2 separate regions of the Homo sapiens genome follow, and region 2 is linked to region 1. A link is a loop called in an ENCODE intact Hi-C map of the cell type or tissue named here. Cell type or tissue: IMR-90. All regions are shown on one strand. Links, peaks and the distances in the headings refer to the core of each region. The heading gives the core; the rest is flanking DNA.

The links. Hi-C counts contacts between places; a loop is a spot of excess contacts. Peaks named below come from ENCODE experiments on the same cell type or tissue, not always from the same donor. Only the 100,000 strongest peaks of a DNase experiment are listed, where the experiment ranks them.
Region 2: it touches region 1 in a loop (9-fold over the local background); 1 of 110 quality-filtered maps calls a loop at or near these places.

What each region holds. Positions count from the first base shown.
Region 1 is chr20:11,713,022-11,719,170 of GRCh38, reverse strand. It overlaps LOC105372530 (a long non-coding RNA gene), which reads left to right. Exons shown (of 3, transcript XR_937264.2): 3 at 6,075-6,149. Among named protein-coding and RNA genes, the nearest start is that of LINC00687, 150 kb to the left of the region's middle. RefSeq lists a silencer at 1-30 and an enhancer at 2,615-3,116. In IMR-90, for the core only: a CTCF peak has its summit at 2,802; a DNase peak (open chromatin) is centred at 2,650; H3K27ac peaks cover 819 bases.
Region 2 is chr20:11,803,943-11,810,091 of GRCh38, reverse strand. LINC00687 (long intergenic non-protein coding RNA 687) reads left to right here. Exons shown (of 2, transcript NR_110635.1): 2 at 1-105. Among named protein-coding and RNA genes, the nearest start is that of LINC00687, 64 kb to the left of the region's middle. In IMR-90, for the core only: no CTCF peak of the experiment used is centred there; a DNase peak (open chromatin) is centred at 2,511; H3K27ac peaks cover 1,287 bases.

The DNA of each region.
Region 1 (6,149 bases), core at 1,343-3,842:
ACCACAGATCTTTGTATGCTCCATCTTCCCCCAGAATTTTCTGTTTTTGGGTTCTTAAGTAGGTTATGATGCTGTTTATCATTTTACTTGTTCAAATTATGAGGTCAAAAGACCTACACCATTCTCTATGCCCAGGATCCCAGCAGAAGCCAGAGCTTCACTACATTCATTTGCTATTTGTCTTAGGAGAGGCAGACTGATTAGAGTTGGTAGCAGCAATCAAGGCACCATGCTCAGAATGCCATGTTCCCACACTTCCTCCCAGTGGGTTTGAATGACAGGTACAATCAGCCATTTTAGGCATATGAGCCATTTGTGCTAGCCAGTTCTTTTCAAATTTCAATGTGCATATGGCTCCCCTGTGGATCTTATTAAAATACAAATGCTCCTTCAGTAGGTCTAAGGTAGGGCCCCAAATTCTGCATTTCTAGCACTTTCAGGGAGGCACTATGGGCCCACCAACTTGATACTGAAAGTAACAAGGTGTTAGAACCATGAAACAGATGGCCTTTATTTGACCAGTCAAGGCAGATGATAGTATTAGAAATGTAAACAAAAAAGAGTATAGTATAGCAAATTGAGATCAGCAGAATCTGATCATCAACAGTAACGTTAGGCAAAACATTAGGGTCTAGTAGAGCAGTGCAAAGCTTAATAAGCCTACAGAAATTTTATAATAATTTTTCATAAATGTATTCCTTATTTCCCCAATCTCTTTGTTTTATCCTCTTTTTGAACAAAGTTTGCTCCTTTTAATCTATTATAGAGGGTTTCTTGGATTAAACAAGAAAAACAGGTAATTCTCTTGGTGGAGTTACATGGTACATGAAATTTCAAGACTCTCTGGTTATTTATTTACTTATTTATTCAGTAAATATTTATTGAGCATCTCTTATGTGCCAGACCTTACTCTAAGTGTTAGAACGATGTTTGACTAGATTGCCTGTGCAATGGATCTTTGTCTGTTTTTAACGGATTCATTGATTTGCGATTTAGTATTCATCCTCCCTGCTTCTTAAATGTAACCCAATTTTCTTTTGGAAAATTATCTTTTTTTCCAATTTGGTATAGTCATGCCATGATGTTAAGCATTGCATCCTGTCCTCCTACAAAAACCTTGAAGTACTCTCTGAAGGCTTTTCCTCTACATCAGTATTTTAGAAATTTGGCTAATTATTAAATCACTTTGGGGGTTTTAAAAATATCAAATGCTTTGGTTCTACCTCCAGGTAGTCTGATTTGATTAACCTGTTGTGTGGCCTAAGTATCAGGGTTTTAGAGCCCCTAACAAGTGATTTTAATGTGCAGCTGGAGTTAGACAGCCAATTCCCTAGATCTCTACTCTCATTGATCCAGTATAGTCGAGCAGTGAGGCTGTGACCTCAGCCTGGCTAGCTGGACTCTCTACCCGAACTTTGAATCCGAAGAGCAAATGGAATAGCATTCTGTAGCAGCCCTCAAACAAGGCTGCACAGCATTGTCTGCTCTGTACTCTCTCCATATCTGTTGTTCCAATCCTCTGAGCTTCCCTGTACCTTATCAATAAATACCACTTTTGCTGAGTATGTTAATCTGGGTTCTCCAGACAGAAACAAGAGAATATACTGATGTAGATATAGAAATATACATATGAGAGAGAATTTATTAAGGGAATTGGCTCATGGCATTAGGGTGGCTGAGAAGTCCCACAACAAGCCATCAGCAAGTTGGAGACCCTGGGATGCCAGTGGCATGGCTCAGTCCAAGTCCAAAGGCCTCAGAACCAGGGAAGCTGATGGTATAACTCAGTCTGAGGCCAAAGGCCTGATAACCTGCTGGGGGACTGATGTAAATCTTGGAGTCCAAAGGCAAGGGAGCCTGGAATTGTGTAAGGACAGGAGAGGAAGAGTGTATCCCAGCTCCAGCAGATAGATTGACACATTTGTCTTTTCTCTGTTTTCGTTCTCTTGGGGCCTCCATCAGATTGGAGGGTACCTGCCCACTTTGAGAGTGGCTCTTCTCTACCTACTCCACTCAGACTCATGTGCCAATCTCTCCTGGAAACACCCTCACAGAAACACCTCAAGATAATTCTTTAACAGGTTTCTAGGTATTACTTATTCAGTCAAGCTGACATCTAAAATTAACTGTCACACTGGGATCAGCTGGGAAGAGTCATTTTCTGTTTCTTACAGCCAATGAATCTCAACTGAGCAAACTGATGAGCTTTTTGTCACTCTAAATATCTGTTGAGGGCTCTCGATCTGCTAGATCAATCACAGTCTCAGCCCTCGGTATCAAACTCCTTACCACACATAGGAAAACTCGAGTCAGAGGGCAAGAGAGTCACCCAAGCTCCATTACAGGTCAGTGACTAAGAATTCTCATTGTGCCTGCATGTCTGTTTCTTTGCTTGTTTATCCATTACCATACCAAAAAAAAAAAAAAATCTTCCTTTTGCTTATTTGTTTTTAGGAAAAATTTAAAGATTACTGAAAGGGTGCTGCAAAATTGAATAGACAAGTCAGAATGCATATGACTAAGCAGAAAAGCTGGAAAACATTCCATATTACCAAAGAAGATCACAAGCATCTGCTCACAGCAGAAATATGCAGAACTCCCTGTCTCTTTACACGTTTGCATGGAGACCAAAGTGAAAATGAGATGGAAAAGATGTAGACTATCACAACTTGCTATCTGGCATTTACTATCCCTCCTACACACTCACTTGAGGTTTCTGGTCAGCTTTCCTAGAAGCACTTGATTTATTGAAGGCAAGTTCTCAGGACAAACCTGCAGGGGCAGAGAAGAGCAGAGGAAGGAGTTGAATAGGAAGTGGTCCCAGCTGGAGTCTAGCTTCAGTCTGACCACAAGGGGAGCTTTGGAGGGTGACTAAAACCACACAGTTGAAGCAAGATGGCTGGCCTTTTGTAGCCCATATCAATTATTCATTGGCAGTCTCTCAGGCATTTCTAGAACAGGCATATTCACTGGAGAAGGAGGCAGCCATTAGTTCTTAGCAGCCAATACTTGCAGTAGTTGAGAGATGGGCATACGTGCTGGTGAAGGTGATCCAATAGCAACTTCTACACCTGGATAAATACTGTCAATTGCACTGCTCCTCAGTATTTTCATCTATAAAATGCAACAGAAGGCTGGGTGTGGTGGCTTACGCCTGTAATCCCCGCACTTTGGGAGGCCGAGACAGGTGGATCACCTGAGGTCAGGAGTTTGAGACCAGCCTAACATGGTGAAACCCTGTCTCTACTAAAAATACGAAAATTAGCCAGGCATGGTGGCGGGCGCCTGTAATCCCAGCTACTCAGGAGGTTGAGACACAAGGATCTTTTGAACCCGGGAGGCGGAGGTTGCAGTGAGCCGAGAGTGCGCTACTGTACTCCAGCCTGCATATGTCAGAAAAATGCCACTTTTGTGCACTCGCTACTGCTTGAAAATCATCTTTTTCTTGAAACTTTTATTTTAGAGAAAATGCAAAGTCTTGGAAAGGAATACTACCTTGAATGCTTTAGTGTATGCCTATTTAACAAAAGGGGTATTTATTGATAAGCTGAGAGTTGAGTGATCTGGATTCTAGTTCTGCTTGTGTTGCTCTTCAGCAAAGCAACTTTGGATAAGTGGTTTATGATTTCCGGGATTCACCATCTTTATTTACAAGAGTTGGGGGTTAGAGTCAATTATTTCTGAGTTACTTTTGAATTCTAAAATCTTGTTAGGTGCTGATTTGATTTCTCCTCTAATGCAGGGAGGAGGCAGAGATAATTGTTGTTTGTTTGCAAGGAACAAGTTTTCATCTTGCAGCCTTAATACAAAAGCAAGAGAAAGAAATGTAATAGCTCGGTGGTAACAGCAGCTTGGCTTTGTTTGGATTCAGGGTCTCTAATACGACATATTAGATGTGTCAATGGAATGTGATTTATTTTGCTTCATAACATTTGGGAACAGATATTTGGTATTTCATCCAAGGAAAGCAATTTGCAGAAACCTTTTAGAAGGTGGCTGGAGCATCAGTAATTGGTGCCATTTCTTTAGGCCAACATTTCCTTAAAGCTGCACAATCTTTCATTTTAATCATCCCTCTCAGCAGGCTCCTTTTAGGGCTCTGGAGCAGGGCACCCACCCCTCAGAAATTAGGTTCTATTTTTAAAGTCCACCAGCCAACAAACCCCCTATTAATCGTGTGAAATCTGCTCAGAGCTGCTCTTCCGGGTTCTCCACCTCCTCCCCCTACTCTCTCTCTGCACAGCCTCCCCTGAAGATATTTTTAGCTCTTAGCAGCTACATCCTTGAGAATTTCTAGGCCTGTGCTACACTTTGTGCTCAAGTAAACATTCTAGAGATTCCAGTCCTTATTCCTAATATTTTTGAAAAGATTAAGAATGCCACTCCTTAATACAATTCAGTATTAATCAATAATCAATCTGAACTTCAAAGTCTTCATCTATCTCAGAATCACTCTTTCTTACAAAGAGATAAATACCTTATTTATTCAAAGTTACTTAGTCTTTTCCTCATAAGGATCAAGTGTGACTTTGACCCATTGTTCCAGACAATCTCTCTCCAAGGCAGCCTTGGAATTATTTTGGGGATGGGAAAATCTGGGTGCTCCCTCTGCATACATTTTGCCTAAGGGTTCAATTTTGAATCAGGAAATACAGATGTCTCTTTAAGACCACTGTACTAAAACATAGCAGTTATAGTTTAAGAACCCATTATGGTATCCTGGGAAGGAAAAATCATCAAAATATTTTCAAAGCACCTATAGGAATTCCAATAAATAACATATAGATTGTAAGAATTTGGCTTCGCAAATATGATCAGCAGTATTTAATCATCCATTTTTCACAGCCAAACTCATATTGTTTAGCATGTTATTAGTGGTTTTGATTTGGGGTTGCAGTCTTTTTAAATGCTTATGAATAGGTTATAGAAGTATATGGGAAAAGGCCGGGCACGGTGGCTCACGCCTGTAATCCCAGCACTTTGAGAGGCCAAGGCAGGCGGATCACAAGGGCAGGAGACTGAGACCACGGTAAAACCCCATCTCCACTAAAAAAAAAAAAAATACAAAAAATTAGCTGGGCGCAGTGGCAGGTGCCTGTAGTCCCAGCTACTCGGGAGGCTGAGGCAGGAGAATGGCGTGAACCCGGGAGGCGGAGCTTGCAGTGAGCCAAGATCACGCCACTGCACTCCAGCCTGGGCAACAGAGCGAGACTCCGTCTCCAAAAAAAAAAGAAGCATATGGGAAAATACAAATTCCAGGAAAACAGCAAACAGTGAAAAGGATCTCCCTGAGGTCAAGATGAGGGAGATCCCTCCCACATCTGCTTCCCAATTTCTCAAAATACACGTGTATATGTATATGTGTGTGTCTATATATATATAGAATATTATACATATTGTGTGACACATATTTATTCATATACTTTATATGTGCACATATATAAAGTGATTCTTGTTGCTATGCCACAAATGTTTTGCACATTACTTTGCACCTTCCTTTTTTTTAATTTTATTTTTTCATTAAACATTGTATCTTGGAGCATATTTCATATCAAACCATAAAGATCTGTCTCTTTTTTAATATCATGTTTCGTTGTTCGGAGGAATGAGAATTTATTTAGCAAATCCTGATAATTGGTTTCTAATTAGGAAGGGATACTGAGAGAGAATGAGGAGCTCTTGTTCTGTACAGAATATTGGGCTAATTACTCTGGTTACTTAGTGGCTATTTTGTGAGTTTCTAAGAATCCTATTCTTGGTTCAGCCGTAGCCTCTTCCTTTTCCCTTGCTCTTTCCACTCCCTTTTCTCTCAAAACCTTCAGCAAACCCAGGTGATTTCTGCCTAGCGATATTGGTAAACAAACAAACAAACAAACACACACACAGACACAACCCCCCCCCAAAACTAAAAACAGTTTGAAATGCCTTTCAAAGGTGAGTTCTCCATAAATAAATAAGTTTCCAACGGAAATATCATGATGGTGTGGCTAAGGTGTGCTTGTTCCCCTTGGTTATGTTTTCCAAAGCCTGTTTTTGACTGGTACAAAAATCTCCCATTTGTTCTTCTTGTTCAGAGCCTGTGGTTTATTTTCTCTTGTCTGGACACTGTTCCATGAACCCCAGGAGAGAGGCATCATCACAGAAGCCTT
Region 2 (6,149 bases), core at 1,248-3,747, 91 kb before region 1:
CCTATTAATACACAAAAGATTGCCTTTCCTCCTTGCTCTGTCTTCCTGCTGCTCTCCTACTAATGTTTCCTGGGATTGCCTCCAAATAAACCACTTGAACTCACATATTAGTGTTATTGTCAGTTGGAAGATTTTAGTGTTTTAGATATATAGGAGCTCTTCCGCTTTTAAGATTGCCAATTTCTTCTTTCTTCAGAGCAGTATTCATACCTGGACCGTATTATTTTTTTCTGGAAGTATTTTATTATTGCTTAAAAATACCAGGAAGATTACCATGAAAACTGTACATTTATAATTTAAGGATGGAATCTTCATGTAGTTTCTTAAACCTCGGAGGTGAAGGTATTACATATTCCAGAAATTCAGGAAACTTTCTGTGTTATAGAATAGCAGGATATTGAAACCTACATTCTCTGGTTAAGAGAATGCCTACATGATTTTTAAATAATTGGTCTATGGGCTGCCCATGGTGGCTCACATCTGTAATCCCAGCACTTTGGGAGGCCAAGGCGGGTGGATCACTTGAGGCCAGGAGTTCGAGACCAGCCTGGGAAACATGGTGAAATGCCGTCTCTACTAAAAATACACAAATTAGCTGGGTGTGAGGGTGTGTCCCTGTAATCCCAGCTACTTGGGAGGCTGAGGCACAAGAATTGCTCAAACCTGGTATGCGGAGGTTGCAGTGAGCCAAGATTGCACCACTGTACTCCAGCCTGGCTGACAGAGTGAGACCCTGTCTCAAAAAAAAAAAAAAAAAAAAAAAGAATTGGTCTGTGAATAGTGATAGCAAACATAGCATATTTTTCTTATTCAAAGAAATAATTATTGAGATCCTATTATGTATATGTTTTGTAAACTGGTCCCCTATTCATGGTGGGGCCCCACTTAAGCTCAGGACTAGATACTTACCAAATCCTGGAGAAGGGCCTGTTTGCTTCTAAGTTTCCTTGCTTTGTGGAATTTAAAGTGATTGTCATACCCAAGTAAGAGATGCTTAGGGGGTGAGGAGAGGATTAATACAGAGGCTAAGTTCTTATTCAAATGCAGCTCAGTTTTAGATCTCATTTTATGGCCATCATCCCATACAGATTTGCCAAGAAGCATTCCAAAATGATTCTTGACGATTAGCTATCAAATAGAAAAAGAAATAAGATACTTGGCCGGGCGCGGTGGTTCATGCCTGTAATCCCAACACTTTGGGAGGCTGAGGTGGGAGGATCATGAGGTCAGGAGGTCGAGACTGGCACCACAGAAGTCATTTCTCTAGTTTATCCCTTCAGAAGTGGCTTACATGGTATAAGGCACTGCAAAAATAAATAAATATTTGTGGCTAGTACCATAATAGCATATCCCCTTTGATGAGGAAGACCTTGAAATAAGTATAAGTATGATGTTACAGGGACAGAAATGTAGAAACAAAACTTTCATATAGGATATATACTGTGTACTTGTGTTAGTTCATTTTGCATTGCTATAAAGGAATACCTAAGGTTAGGTAATTTATAAAGAAAAAAGATTTATTTTGGCTCACAGTTCTGTAGACTGTACATGAAGCATAGTGCTGGCATCTGCTTCTTGTGGGGCCTCAGGAAACTTCCAATCATGGCAAAAGGTGATGGGGAGCAGACCTGTCACATGGTGAGATAGCCAGTAAGAGAGAAGCCAACTCGTTGAAATTATATATGTTGGCTGGCTAAGGAACAAGTCTAGTGTAGTCTGTCTCTCCTACTGATTACAACTAAAAAATCTGGGCAGAATGTGAATAGAACTGCCCAAGATCTCTGCAAAGTAACCACAGCAAGTGGGTTGAAGATTGATGTCAAAACATGAGTAATGACCCAAAAGGGGTAGAGCAGAGGGGTGGGATATGGCAGGTGAGTTTCGTGTTGTTGTTTTCTTTGTCTGTCAGCATTGTCTCAAGAGGGGGTTTAAGTCCTAGAACTGCACAGCAGGTGCTGAAAGCAAATGCTTTAGGGAAGAATCCCTTCTTTTTGACTAAAGACAAGTAAAAAGGACCTCTGTATGCTGGAGAATGTGGGGAGAATCCCCCATCTCCTTTTTTAAATCATTTACCTCCAGACCCTGCCCAGAGCAGCTCAGTAACTGAGCTGCATAGATGTCTGGCAGTGAAGAAAAACCTAAAACCATGGCAGAAGGCTTGTCTTTCTAGCCAGAGGAGCTAAAAAGAAGCTCCTATTGTCCAGAGTGTGTACAATCCATGCCATTTTTCTCATTCTCTTTTCTTTTTCCACTTAACCTTAAAGTAACCCTATTTACTCAAAAGTACATGACGTTGTGAGAGGCTAAACATCTAAGAAGATTCAATCTTTCTGGCTAGAGATACCAGGGGAAAAAGGTCATTGATTATGGGAACATGTGGGAGAAAATTCAGAGATGAAAGAGCTGAAGAAATAGAATTCCAAATTTCGGGTATGTAATGACATAACTCTTGGACTCACCCTGAGCTAAGTATGTGTGGAACAACACCAAGGCATAGCAAAGATTGTGAGGGCTGAACTACAATATAAACTATGACTCAAATTTCAGGCTCTTCTCCAAGTGCAGCGTGCATCAGCCTGGCCCAAAGAGCACAGTAAAGACTTTGAAAACAGAATTGACATTGGGACCACCATCATTGAAGGTGAAACTTCTTGACAGTCTGAAGCTAATCATGTTAATTATCAGTTACTAAAAAAAATTAACATTTTTTAGATTATAACAGGACCTACAAACTTGCAAGATGAAACTAAAATGTTCTGGATACAATCCAAAATTATGTGACATAATAAGAATGAGAAAAATCTGAAAAATTTACTGTCTTCAAGGCAAAAGACAGTAAATAGATGCCAAACATAAGATGACCTAAGCCTTGGAATAGTCTGTCAAAGACTTTAATGCAACTATTATAACCATCTTCTGTGAGATAAAGTTAATGCTCTTGAAAGATAGAAGCTCTCAGCAAAGACATAAGTAAAAAACTACCAAATGGAAATTCGAGAACTAAAAAAAAAAAATGATAGAGCTTCAACATGCATTTAAAAAAAACCTGATAGAACTGCAAGAAAAAAATTGGCAAATCCACAACTATAGCCTATATTTTAGTATTTCCACTTTAATAACTGATAGACTAGTGTATTCGCCTATTTTCACATTGCTATAAAGAAATACCTGAGATTGGGTAATTTATAAAGAAAATAGGTTTAATTGGCTCATTGTTATGCAGGCTATACAGGCAGCATGCGACTTCTGCTTCTGGGGAGGCCTCGGGGACCTTTTGCTCAGGTGGAAGGCAAAGCGAAAGCAGGTATCTTCATATGGCTGGAGCAGGAGGAAAAGAGTGAGAAGGGAGGTGCTACAGACTTTTTTTTTTCTGTTATTATTATACTTGAAGTTGTAGGGTACAAGTACACACAGACTTTTAAACAACCGGATCTCACAGTAACTCACTCACTCGCTCTCATGAGAACAGCACCAAGAGCATGGTGCTAAACTATTCATGAGAATTCCACCCATATGAGCCAATCACCTTCCACCAGGTCCCATCTCTAACACTGGGGATTACAATTCCACGTAAGATTTGATGGGAACACAGATTCAAACCACATCAAGTAGGTAGTCAGAAAATCAATAAGTATGTTGAAGACTTCAACAAAACACTCTTTGCAGGTGCAAAGAATGGAATATTTACCAAGATAGGAGATATTCTGCATTATATTACAAATCCTTATAAATTTAAAAGAATTAAAGTCCTACTCAGTGATATGGTTTGGCCGTGTCCCCACTGAAATCTCATCTTGAATTGTAGCTCCCACGATTCCCAGGTGTTGTGGGAGGGACCCTGTGGGAGATAATTGCATCATGGGGATGGGTCTTTCCTGTGCTGTTGTGATAGTAATAAATCCCACAAGATCCAACGCTTTTGTAAGGGGGTGTTTCCCTGCAGAAGTTCTCTTTTGCCTGCTGCCACGTAAGATGTGTCTTTCGCCTTCTGGCATGATTGTGAGGCCTCCCCAGCCACGTGGCACTGTGGGTCCATTAAACCTCTTTTTCTTCGTAAATTATCCCATCTCAGGTATGTCTTTATCAGCAGCATGAAAACAGACTAATACACTCAGTATGTTCATTCATCACAATGGAATAGATTGGAAATCAATAACAGAAATATCTCTAGAGAATTGCTACGTATCTAAAAATTAAATACCACACATCAAAATAACCCAGAAGCTAAAGCAGAAATCAAAAAAGAAATTAGAAAGTACTTTGGACTGAATGACACAACATATCAAAATTTGCAGGACTTTGCTAATGTAGTACTTAGGAAGAAATTTATAGCACTAACCACCCATAACAGAGGAGAAGAAAGGTTTCAAATCAGTGTCTTCAGTTTGCATCTCAAGGAACTAGAAAAAAGGCAAATTAAAAACAAAGTAAGCAGAAGACAGGAAATAATAAAGTCAATGCTGAAATCTAAGAAGTAAAAAACAGGAACACAGTAGAGACAAATATTGAAGCAAAAAGCTGGACTTCTGTGATGATCAATAAAAATAATAAAACTCTAGCAAGCATGATTGTGAAAAAAAAGAGAAGGCACAATCTATCAATGTCAGGAATGATAGAAATGAGACCATTACACGTTCTGTATATATTTAAAAGATAATAAGGGAATACGATGAGTGACTTTATGCCAGTAAATTTGACAATGTATGTGAAATGGACAAATATATGAAATGGACAGATTTCTTGAAAGACCTAAACCACAAAAGTTAACTCAAAAAAATGATAGCCAACGTATATGAAATGGACAAATATATATGAAATGGACAAATTTCTTGAAAGACCTAAACTACAAAAGCTAACTCAAAAAAAAAAAAAAAAAGATAGCGCAAACAGCCTTTTATCTACTTAAGAAATTAAATTTGTAGTTAAAAGCCTCCCTACAATGATAAATCCAGGGCCAGATGTCCTTACTGGTAAATCCAGTCAAGCATTTAAGTAAGAAATCAAAACAATTCAGGTAAACTCTTCTAAAAATTGAAGAAGAGGCAATACATCCCAATCCATTCTCTGAGACCACTACAACCTTGATATCAAAATCAAAGCCATCACAAGAAAATAAAACTATAGACATATATTCCTCAAGAATATACATGTAAAAATTCTAAATAAAATTCAACAATTTTGATAAAGATAATACTTCATAACTATGTAGAGCACATTCCAGGAATACAACACTCAAAAGTAAGTCAATTTAATTCACTATAAAAAAAGCAAGCAAACAAAATCTTTGTGATCTTTGACTAAGTAAAGAGTTCTCCAATACACCATCAGAAGCACAATCTGTTTTAAAAAAGATAAATACAACCTCATCAAAATTAAAACATTAGCTCCCTGAAAGAACCTATTAGAGAATGAAAAGAAAAGCCACAGACTAGAAGAAAATAATAGCAAATAGAATATCTCATAAAGAACATTTATTACAGCTCAGGAAAAGGAGTGGAAAAAAAGATTTATTCATAACATATGAAAAACACTCAAAAATTCATTAATAAGAAAACAAGCCAAAAGTAAAATGTGCAAAATATTTAAACAATTCACTAAAGAAGATATATTGATGGTAAATAAGCCCGTAAAAAGAAGTGCAACATCATTAGCCATTGAAGATATACCAATTAAAACCACAGTTGGATACCACTCCATACCTATTAGAATGGCTATAATAAATAAAAACAGCAATACTAAATGCTGATGAGGATTTTGAGCAACTGGCATAGATAGATCACCTGCGAGAATGTAAGATGGTACAGCCACTTTGGAAAGCAGCTTGGCAGTTTCTTACAAAGTTAACTATATGCTTACTATATGACCCATCTATTCCACTCCTAGGTATTTTCTCAAGAGAAATGAAAATATGTTGGTGCATAAACCTGTACACTAATAGTTATAAGCAGCTTCATTCATAATTTCCAAAACAACCTAATGTCCTTTAACTGGTGAAGGGATTAAAGAAAGACTACTGAGAAATAAAAAGGAACAATTGAAAACTTTCAGTGAGATGGATAATTATTTTATTATGCTAATTTAAGGAAGCCAGACTCAAAAGACCACTACTGTATGATTCCATGTATATGACATCTCGAAGGGACATACAA